2 separate regions of the Mus musculus genome follow, and region 1 is linked to region 2. The links are chromatin loops, found by intact Hi-C in ENCODE. Cell type or tissue: heart. All regions are shown on one strand. Links, peaks and the distances in the headings refer to the core of each region. The heading gives the core; the rest is flanking DNA.

What was found. A loop is a pair of places that touch in the nucleus more often than their neighbours do. Peaks named below come from ENCODE experiments on the same cell type or tissue, not always from the same donor. Only the 100,000 strongest peaks of a DNase experiment are listed, where the experiment ranks them.
Region 1: a loop joins it to region 2, with 9 times the contacts of the local background. A loop is called at or near these places in 8 of 42 quality-filtered maps.

The regions. Positions count from the first base shown.
Region 1 is chr5:129,875,942-129,881,313 of GRCm38, forward strand. Phkg1 (phosphorylase kinase gamma 1) reads right to left here and starts at 3,147. Exons shown (of 10, transcript NM_011079.3): 1 at 2,990-3,147. Chchd2 (coiled-coil-helix-coiled-coil-helix domain containing 2) reads right to left here. Exons shown (of 4, transcript NM_024166.6): 4 at 5,220-5,372. In heart, for the core only: a CTCF peak has its summit at 3,254; DNase peaks (open chromatin) are centred at 2,300 and 3,200.
Region 2 is chr5:129,608,250-129,613,621 of GRCm38, forward strand. Mmp17 (matrix metallopeptidase 17) reads left to right here. Exons shown (of 10, transcript NM_011846.5): 10 at 1-905. Among named protein-coding and RNA genes, the nearest start is that of Mmp17, 27 kb to the left of the region's middle. In heart, for the core only: a CTCF peak has its summit at 3,002 (motif pointing right); no DNase peak of the experiment used is centred there.

The DNA of each region.
Region 1 (5,372 bases), core at 308-5,307, 270 kb after region 2:
TTTCTTTTTTTTTTTTCTTTTTTTTTTTTTTTTTTTTGATTTTGAAGTCTTACTTTTTAAAATTTTTTAAATTTTTTTTAATTTTTATTTTTATTAGGTATTTTCCTCATTTACATTTCCAATGCTATCCCAAAAGTCCCCCATACCCTCCCCTGTGTTTTGTTTTCTAAGGGAATAGAGACAGCTTATTGAGAAAAAGAAAGACACTTTTTTTTTCCAAGACAGGGTTTCTTTTTTTTTTTTTTTTTTTTGATGTAAAAGCATGAGGTAGTTTAATGAACTCCGGGTCGGACACATATCTCCCGCAGGAGACAGAGGTGTCGACCACATGGTGGAGCCATAATGGTGGAGCTCCGGTTCGAAACGTATCTCACACAGGAGACAGTGGTTTCGACAAGACAGGGTTTCTCTGTGTAGCCCTGTCTGTCCTGGAACTCACTCTGTCGACCAGGCTGGCCTGGAACTCAGAAATCTGCCTGCCTCTGCCTCCCAAGTGCTGGGATTAAAGGCATGCACCACCGCCCGGGAGAAAGACACTTCTAAGAATGGGAGTGGGCCAGAAAGCTGGGGAAAGATAAATATTAAAAAGCCCATTGTTGAGCTAGACCTCACTCTACAGCCCAGGCTGGCTTACAATTAAGATTAATTACGTAGCCCAGCTAACCCTAAAGCTTGTGATTCTCCTGCCATTAGGTTTACAGGCATGGGCTATCATCACTCTTGGCTAATAGCCATGAAATAAGCTAAACACTGGGGGTATGCTGGGCACAGCAGACAGGCAGATCTCTGTATGTTCCAGGCCAGCCTAGTCACCAAGGTGAGATAAGAAGACACTGTCTTAAATAACAGAAAGAGAGAGAGAGAGAGGAAAGAAAGAAGAGAGAGAAAGAAACAAAGAAAGAAAGAAAGAAAGAAAGAAAGAAAGAAAGAAAGAAAGAAAGAAAGAGAGAGAGAGGGGGGGAGGGAGGGAGGGAGGGAGGAAGGAAGGAAGGAAAAGAAGAAGAAAACAGACCTAGTAGCTAGTGAGATCTATATAGCAAGTTCTAGGCCAGCCAGGGCTACATGAGACCTTGTATCAATAAAAAAAGGGGGAGTGAGGGCAGCTGGATATTGAAAAAAAGCTTAGTGGCTACAAGCACTGGCTGCTGTTTCAGCGGCCCAGGTTCAAATTCCCAGCACCCACAGAGCAGCTCACAACCATCTATAATTCTAGTTCCAGGGAATGAGGTGCCCTCTGCTGGCCTCTATCAGGACCAGGCAGACATGTGGTGCACACATAGAACAGTCATACATGTAAAATCAAGATAATCTTACTTAAAAAAAAAAAAAAAGCCAAGCTCTGTACTGGAGCTGGACGAGTAATGCTTGGTCTCAGCCTCTGCTATAACCTCCCATTAGACTGTGATGCTTAGATGTCTCTGTGCCTTCTGCCCAGCACCGGTGTGTGGCAAGTGCTGGGTATGATTCAATGGACAGGTGATGCACTGTATAAGTCTTAGCTGATGGATACCGTAGATCCTACCTAGCAATGGCAAGCAAGACCCCAGTAGTCCTGGAGCAGAGTGGACAACACTGTAAGGTTTTTTTTGTTTTTTTTTTGTTTTTTTCCTTTTGAGACAGGGTCTCACTATGTTGCCCTGGCTGGCCTAAAACTCATAGATAAATAGATCTTTGTGCCTCTGCATTCCTAGTGCTGTCATCAAAGGCATGTGTCTCCATGCCTGGCATGAGTCGGTTACTCTTATTTCTACTTTGCTTTAAAAAAAAAATTTAATTTTATGTGTCATGGTATCTGTGTGAAGGTGTCGGATCCCCTGGAACTGGAGCCGAGGGCAGTAATGAGCTGCCACGTGGGGGCTGGGATTGAACCCAGGTCCTCTGGAAGAGCAGCCAGTGTTCTTAACCACCGAGCCATCTCTCCAGCCCGTCTTATTTTTATCTTTAGGTGCTAGGGATAAAACCCAGGGTGTTGAGTATGCTAGGCAAGCACTCTGCCACTGACTGAGCTGAGCTATGCCCCACCCCCACCGCCACCGCACCACATCCCCCACAGCCCTGAGTCAGGGTGCTCAATCTTGGATGTGGAGAAGCTAAGCTGGCCTATCTTGTTCCAGGGACATAGAGGCTCCTACCAGGAAACTGAATTCCTGCTCCAGACCCAGGGTTTGAGAAAGGCAGAAAAATCACCCAGCAATAGGAAGAGGCAAGCAGGCAAAGGGTACATGCTTCATGTCCACTTCCAAGAAAGCTTGGTCTCCCAAGGGGCCCAATTTGCTGACCAGCCAAGCGGCAGTGCTGGCTGCCTCAAGCTGGCCTTTGCAGGAAGCCTGGTGTCCAGCGACTGGGTGCCTGGTTACCAGAAGAAGGTTTAGAATAACAACTGTCTCCTTTGCCAATAGCAGGAAACAGGCCTGTGTGCTGACCCTATCAACAGCCAACAGAGCCTGAAGGTGTTAGTATGCCTTGAAAAACAAGCCTGTTTGCTGAAAGGCCATTCTAAAGGCCCAAGATGGGCATGTAATGCCCCTCACTTATTATCTAGGCACAGCAGATCCCTTGCGTGATTGAGTTCAGAGCAATTCTTGGCTCACACCAGGATGCCAGCCTGAGCCAGGCTGGTCAAATTCTGGCTGTGTTTACCCTTTCTGATAATATACGTGTGTCCATCTCCCTGTTCTTAAGGCCTGACTTGAGCCAACCATGGATCTGGATTTACTGTTTCATTATCCCCTGACACTTGTTCCAAGACTCCCTAGGGGTGTGGAGGTGTTCTAAATGAGAATAGATAGTCTAATGTTTTGGAATTTGATATCCCAGAAAGCTAATCAGAGAACACAACCGATCCATGATCTGTAGGTAACTGCCTGACAGGTGCTCTGAGAATCCGTGCTCTCCCAGGATTAAGGGGAAATGGGTCAAACAGACCTGGAAGGGGTTCCTGTCTTTGCCTCACAACCCCATTGCTCCCATCTACTGCCTGGCTACTCACCGTGAGGTCCTTGTAGGCCCTTGAATGGAAGTGACAAGAATTCCAAAGGTCCTGGAGCCCTTGGGAGACAGCAGACCACAAAGGGCTGAAGCTGTGTCCTGAGCAGACACTTATTGGAGTTGCTGTCTTGCTCCTCTTGCGGAACTTTGGTACTTGGTGATGGAAGGCTGGCCTGCCAAAAATAAATCACAACTGCAAACCTGGGATGCAGGCCAAGGTCCAGCAGGGCTAGGCCTGGGGCAGAACTACATCAGGGGTGACACCTGGCGGAGCCTGGGGAAAGCACATGTGGCAGGGATAAAGCAAATGGCTCAGAGGAGACAAAGCCTTTTGGTTTTTTTTAAATATTGGCTTTTGCTGAGCCAATGTGTTGGAGAACACTTAGGAGGCAGAGGCAGGTAGATCTTTTGAGTTTGAGTGATTTCCACAACAGCCAGAGTTAGACATAGAAACCTGGTCTGGAGAAACCAAAGACAAACAAGCAAACTTTTAATTATGTGTATGAGTGTGTATTTCTTAGTTAGGGCTTTACTGCTGTGAACAGACACCATGATCAAGGCAACTTTTTTTTCTCTACCCCCTCTCCCCTCCCACACCTCCTAATAGTGCCACTCCCCAGACCAAGCATATACAAACCATCACAGCATATCTATCTGTATGTGGATATGAGTATTAGTGCCTGCCCAAGCCAGGTGTTGGGTTTTTCTGCAGCTGGAATTATAGCTGGTTGTTTGCTACATGGGTGCTGGAGATCGAATTCTGGAAAAGCAGTTTATGATCTTAAGGAATGAGCCAGGTTCTCTAGCCCTGTTTTTTTTGCGATTTTATGTGTATGAGTCTTTTGCTGGCAGTATGTATCTGTAATACAGGAATGTCTTATATGCTCAGACATCAGCGAGGGCATTAGACCCCCCCCCCCAGAACTGGAGTTACAGACCATTATAGCCACTATGAGTATGGAAAACTGAACTCAGGTCCTCTGAAAGAGTAGCAAGTGCTCTTCACATGAGCCATGCATCTCTCCAGCCTGGCAACACCAGCTTTGAAAGGAATACATTGTTATTTTTTGAAGACAAGAGTCTTTTATTTGGAGATAGGGTTTCTCTGTATAGTCCTGGCTGTATTGGAATTCACTCTGTAGACCAGGGTGGCCTTGAACTCAGAAATTTGCCTGCCTCCTCTGCCTCCCAAGTGCTGGGATTAAACTCGTGTGCTACCATTGCCCAGTGAAGACAAGACTCTTATTACACAACTCTGACGACCCAGAAACCGTGCAGACCAAGAGGCCTCCACACTTGCACTCCTGCTTCTGCTTGTGTGTTGGCACTATAGGGTGCAACACCAAGCATGACTTTTTTTTTTTAAGTTTTTTATTTTATGTATGTGAGTACACTGTAGCTGTCTTTAGACATACCAGAGGAGGGCATCGGATGCCATTACAGATGGTTTGTGAGCCACCATGTAGTTGCTGGGAATTGAACTCCATGTTTTTGTTGTTGATGTTTGGCTGGTTTTTGTGTGGGACAGGGTTCTCTGTGTAGCCCCAGCTGTCCTGGAGCTCACCCTGTAGACCCGGCCAGCCTCAGACTCTCAGGGATCCACCGGCTGTGATCCCAGAGCTGTGATTAAGTGTGCACTACCACGCCTGGCTACAGGATGGTTTTTAACTGGGTATGGTGGCACAAGCCTCTAATCCCAGCACTTGGGAGGCTGAGGCAGGATAGGCCATTTACACAGATCTGGACTATATAGGGAGACCCAACGGCTTGCGTACGCTGCCTCCATGCAGACACGCAGTGTCACGTGGCCATCGGAGGTCTCAGTAATGTCTACCTGCTTACCACTTACTTAGCTACTTGGTTTGTTGGCATGGCTGAAGACAGGACTCAAGCCTGGTGAATACTAGACAAGCCTGCTGCAGCTGAGTATCACACCAGCTCCCTGACACATCACAATTAGCATGTGATCAAAGTTAAAAAATATATATATATATATCTCTGTCTCCTGGGATTAAAAGCATGTACCACTTTACCTGGGCCTAAGCTTTTCCTAGATTCGATGCCTCCAGATCAGAAAGCTGTGTTTTTGATGAGGAACTGTATTAAAAGGCCAGAGCACTAGGAAGGCTGAGCACCTCTGGACTAGACGAATGACAGGCATAGAGAATGGCTTCTCTTAGGATGCTACTATGTTCACCAGGCACACACAATAAGGACGCTACCACACACTTCAGAATAACCAATTTATTTTTTTTAACTCACAATCACAACACAGTCCAAGGAGGCCAAACACTTCCCCAGTAACCAACACTACATACAAGCCTCAGTAAGCATCCACAGTTAGATCTCTTTCACGGCCATTCCAAAGCAATGAACTGTTAGAA
Region 2 (5,372 bases), core at 151-5,150:
TCCTCCTGTACAACTCCCCCACCACCACCCCCAAAATTCTCTGTACCTCTGGTCTTGGGCTAAATGGTCAGTGGGAACAGAGTTCTCTGAACTGCCCTCCCATGCCCTGCCTGCCTCCATTGCTGCATTCGGAGGTCTTGCAGGGAGAGCAGAACAGATTGGGTGCTAATAATGCATGGATTCCTGCAGGCTTCGCTCTGCAGTTGGACAGAATGCATTGCTGGGGCCCCTGTGGTTTATGATGTCGCTGCCCTTACAGAGGCTTCAGGAAGAACATAAGAGCATCTGCCCCGCCCACAGGCTGCTGGATATGATGCAGACTCTGGGCACGTACTGTCCCATGCTTCCTATGGGATATGACTCCCCCTGAGGCGTGCTCTCCAGAAAACCTCGGGAATTCCAGGCTATCATCTATTTTGAGCCTCCTTCATCATCCCGATCACCTTCTCTCCGGGCAAAAAGCTAACCCAGTGCCAGGTTTCCCAAATGCTGACTCCTACCCAACCTCTGCATCTGATCAGCCTACCTGAAGCTTCCGGAGACCACAGCCTGCGGCAACGTCTGGCGTGACACCACATGGTGTCCCTTTCTAGACAAGTTGTGGCTAAACACATATTTCTCTGTCATTCTGACTTCTGTGGTCTGTGAGTCCTGGGCTGAGCTGGCCCTCTGCACTTAGGTGGATGGCCCTCCTGTGACCACGGTGAAACTCCAGGAAAGAGGTCTGAGGACTCGCACCATCCAGGGAGGGCCTAGTAGCCATCAAGGGTAGTCATGGGCTCTTGAGCCTTATAAGCAAACACGTGCTCTGTGTTTGGGAAGAGGATCAAGGAACCCCTGTGTGGCTTCAAGGGCCAGGTCACAGCCTACCCAATTCTCATTTTACAACAAGGCATGACGTCTTTATCTGACCTGGCTTTTTTCCATGTTGCTGGTGGCTGGGAGTCCAGTCAGAGCCTGTATAGCCTCTCTGCAAGGTTCAGCGTTTTCTCAATGCCCCCCCCCCATACCCTGCCTGCCCCTTTCCATTCCTGCAGCCAGGGGTCTCCCAGGGAGAGCAGAGCACGTAGGTGCCAATGCATGGGCTCCTGCCGGGTTGTGCTCTGCAACTGGACAGGGCCATGCTCTGCTGGGACCCCTGTGTTTTATGATGTTGCTGCACGCACCTCTGTACAGGCCAGGCAGAGGATACTGTGAGTCCTTCAGTGTCCTACCCTGGGCTGGCAAGATGGTTCAGCCCCTGCCATTGAGCCTGAAGACTTGAATTCAGGACTCCCGTGGTGGAAGGAGAGAGCAAACACCCCCATGCTGACCTAGGACCTTCATATGTGTCATGTGGGACACATTGCCACACCCACACAAAATAAATGACGTGATTTTTTTTTCTTGATAAAAGATACCATTCTGCAAGGTATCGTGGTACATGCTCAGCACTTGGAAGCAGAGGCAGGTGGCTGTCTGTGAGCTCTGAGCTAACACTGGCTGCATAGTGAGTTCCAGTTCAGTCAGGGCTACATAGTGAGACCCTGTCTTTAAAAAACAACAGCCAGGCGGTGGTGGCGCACACCTTTAATTCCAGTACTTGGGAGGCAGAGGCAGATGGATTTCTGAGTTCAAGGCCAGCCTGGTCTACAAAGTGAGTTCCAGGACAGCCAGGGCTATACAGAGAAACCCTGTCTCCAAAAACCAAAACCAACCAAACAAACAAACAAAAACAACAATAGCAAAAAACCATCCCATGGGCCATGTTTCACATTCTCTCCTGTCCCTAAACAATTCCAGCCCTACTACCTTGGGATCAGTTTGCCAACTTGAAGGACTGGGATGGCTCAATATAGTCCTTGATATATAGGAAGGTAGGCTATCATGCCAAGCCAAGCAAAAGCATCAGGAACGAGACCAGGGTCACACTGCTGGGGTCATCCCAAGAACAGCCACAGTTAACAGCTTGTGTGCTCGAGGTGCTGCAAAGATACACTCACCTGAATCCTGGAGCAACCCTGAGAGAGTAGAGGCAGCTGTTCCAGATGAGAGAACTGAGAACCAAGGGGCGGCAAGTTTGTAAACCCTGGCACACAGTGAATGCCTGACCTGCAGGCTCAGGGCTCTCTCCCTGCTGCCCAGGCCCCTGGCAGGTTAGATCTTGAGAGTGAGACCACAGGATGCTGGGCTCCCAGGGCACTGGCAGCATCTTCCAGGGCTGTCCCAGCAAGAGCCTCCTCCCAACCCCCAGGGTCTTGGGTCTCAGCTGTGGCCACAGTGTTCTCTATAGGCCGGTGTCTCCAGTTGTCTCAGTCTCTCCTGTTGCTGTCTTTCTTCATCTGTTCCAGTTCGTGTCTTTCTCCTTGTTTGTGCCTTAGGGACCTCCTGCATATTGGTGTCTAGAACAGTGGTTCTCAACCTTCTTAATGCTGAGACCCATTAATGATGTTGTGGTGACATCGCCCCCCCCCCAATCCACCCAAGCACAAAATTATTTTCGTTGCTACTTCATAACTGTAATCTTGCTACTGTTATGAATCATAATGTAAATATCTGATATGCCATCCTCAAAAAAGGGTCTCAACCCACTGGTTGAGGACCACTGGTCTAGGCCATTGTAGAGCTGGTACCTCTGGTTACTGTCTTCATTAACGTCTCTGTACTGGAGTCCCTGTTTGGCCCGGACATCCTATAGCTGTCCTAGCATTCAGTTCTTCACTCAACAAACATTACTAAAACCAGGCAGAGTATAAGTAGAATCTATAAGCATATATAACGCTTACATGCTAAGCATTTATGTTTGCTACCAGTCAGCTGAGCTATGCTTTTTTCTTTTCTACCCAATAAAGTAGCTGAGACTATCTTCCAGCTCTGACAGTCCTCCTCAACTCTTTATTGGAGTTAGACTGAGGGACCCAGAAGCTTATAGCTCCAAGCTCTGAGAAGCCTATGGCTCCTGTTGTCAAAGCCAAAAAACTCAAAAGGCTACTTCTCTGCTTTAACCAGTGGCTCCAGCAGATGGCAGCAGCAGTAGGCAGGTGAGCAGCTCCTGAATGGGAGCTTCAAGCTACTGTGACAACTCCATGTCACAGCTCTCAGCAGCTGGGTAGTGACAAGTCTCTGGCCTAGGATGGCCCTCTCAGCTTGATGGCTCTCAGGAAATCTTGGCAGCAGTTTTTCTCTCTCTGGTGTTTCCCATAATCGTCAGCCTCAACTCTTAGCCCAGCTCCCTCATTTATGATAGCAGCTCAGCCTACCCGACTTCTGGTTGAGAGAGAGAGAGAGGGAGGGAGGGAGAGGGAGAGGGAGAGGGAGAGGGAGAGGGAGAGGGAGAGGGAGAGGGAGAGGGAGAGGGAGAGGGAGAGGGAGAGGGAGGAAGGAAAAGAAAGAAAGAGAGAGAGAGAGGAAAGAGAAAGAGAAAGAAAGAAAGAAAGAAAGAAAGAAAGAAAGAAAGAAAGAAAGAAAGAAAGAAAGAAAAAGAAAAAAGAAAGAAAGGAAAAGAAAAGAAGGGGAGAGAGGAAGGAAGGAAGAAAGAAGGAAGGAAAAAGAAAGAGAGAGAGAAAGAAAGAAGGAAGGAAGGAAGGAGAGAGAGAGAGAGAGAGAGAGAGAGAGAGAGAGAGAGAGAGAGAGAGAGTCCTTTTAGGCCTGATAATGCAATATCAGAGAGTGCCACAGAGGGATTCATCCTCACTAACTGGAATGTGAACCTCAGTCTGCTCACATAGAGAGAACAGGTATGACAAGGCTTTTTGCACCAATCCCGGCAGCCCTTCAACAAAAGGACCACGTTTGTGTCGAATCACAGGCTCTCTGAGGGACCACCAGGAAGTGCTCCTGCTCTGGCCTGGGTGAAATTGTCCCAAGGTCATCAGAGTTCACCAAGCTTGTCAGGCTCACAGTGCTTGTTCCCAAGCTAGTGGGGTTGTCTGGAGCACTCACGACTGGAGCAAGTCTTCAGCTTACAGCCATGGCAGCTGCTTGGGTGTTTGCATAGTGGGCCCAGTGTCCAAAAACAGCTGGCTGCCTTGAGGGTGGTGTGGCTGTTTCCTTCAAAGTTTGTTTCCTTCAAAGTTTCCCCTTTGGGCACCAATAAGTTTATGAGACTTAGAAAGTATGGGTGAGGGGTTATGGGTAGGGGCACAAGAGACCCCAAACAGCTGTTCTGGAAGGTTTGTATCCAGTATGGATTCAACTCCCTCTAGTCTTCTCTAGCGTATGAACTCTAGTCTTTTCCCATGAAATTAGAGCAGAACTATATACAAATGGCTAGGAAGAATGGCTGGATACTCCAGCAACGCTCCAATGACCTCCCTACCACCACCTATTTAGGAGGGAGTATTGACATTCTACATAGCCAGCTGTGATGGTCTTGTACACAGCTGATCCTATGAAGACGGGGGTTCCGTTCTAAGGATAGATAGCATTGTACAATGCCGGCTCTGACAGTTTGTTAGATTTAGGGGATAGGGCACATGATCCATGGTGTACAGATCAGAGGACAGCCTGCAGAAGTCGGTTCTCTCCTTCTGTCGTGTGTTATGGAACTCGGGCTGTCAGGCCAAGCCCTTCTCCTGTGAGAGCCACCTAGTCTGCCACCTGTATTTTTATTGCTAAACTTATTTTATCATTACTGTGGGCATGGTAGCTGTGCCTGTGTCACAGCGTGCACATGTGGAGATCAGAGGACAACTCAGAGCAGTCCAATGTTTATCTGAGTTCTGGGGACGGAGCTCAGATGATCAAACACACAGCAAGCACTGGATCTCCTGGTCCATCTCACCGGGCCAGCGTCTTGGATACTTTTTTTTGTGGGCAATTGGAGATTTGGCTTTTGGGGGTTAAATGTTGTTTGCTGGCTTGGTTTTGATGTGTGTGCATGCCTGTCAGTGTATGAATGCAAGTACCTGTGCGTGCATATGTATGTGTGTGTGCATGTGGAAGCCAGGGGACCACCTCAGAAGTCATTCCTCAGATCCACCCTGGTTTCTGAGGCAGGGTCTCTCCTTGATTAGGTTGGGCTACGCCCAGGGAGCCCCACGGATACTCCCATCTCTGCCTTCCTGACAGTGGACGGAATTACAAGTGCACACCACCAAGGCCAGCTTGTTTATACATTCAAGGGATCAATCTTGGGACTTCATGCTTCAGTTGCAAACACTTTGCCAATCGAGCATCTCCCCAGCCCAGCTGCTTTCTCTTTTTTGCACACAGGGTCTTGCTCTCTAGCCAAGGTAGGCTTCAAATGTGCTGCAATCCTCCTGCCTCAGCCTCCCAAGTGCTAAGATTATAGGCTTAAACGATGACACCCAACTCATACCCAGAAAGCGCGTTCAGAATGAGGACTCAGGGAAAACTTGATGCAGAGATGACAGTTCTAACAGCCTTTACCA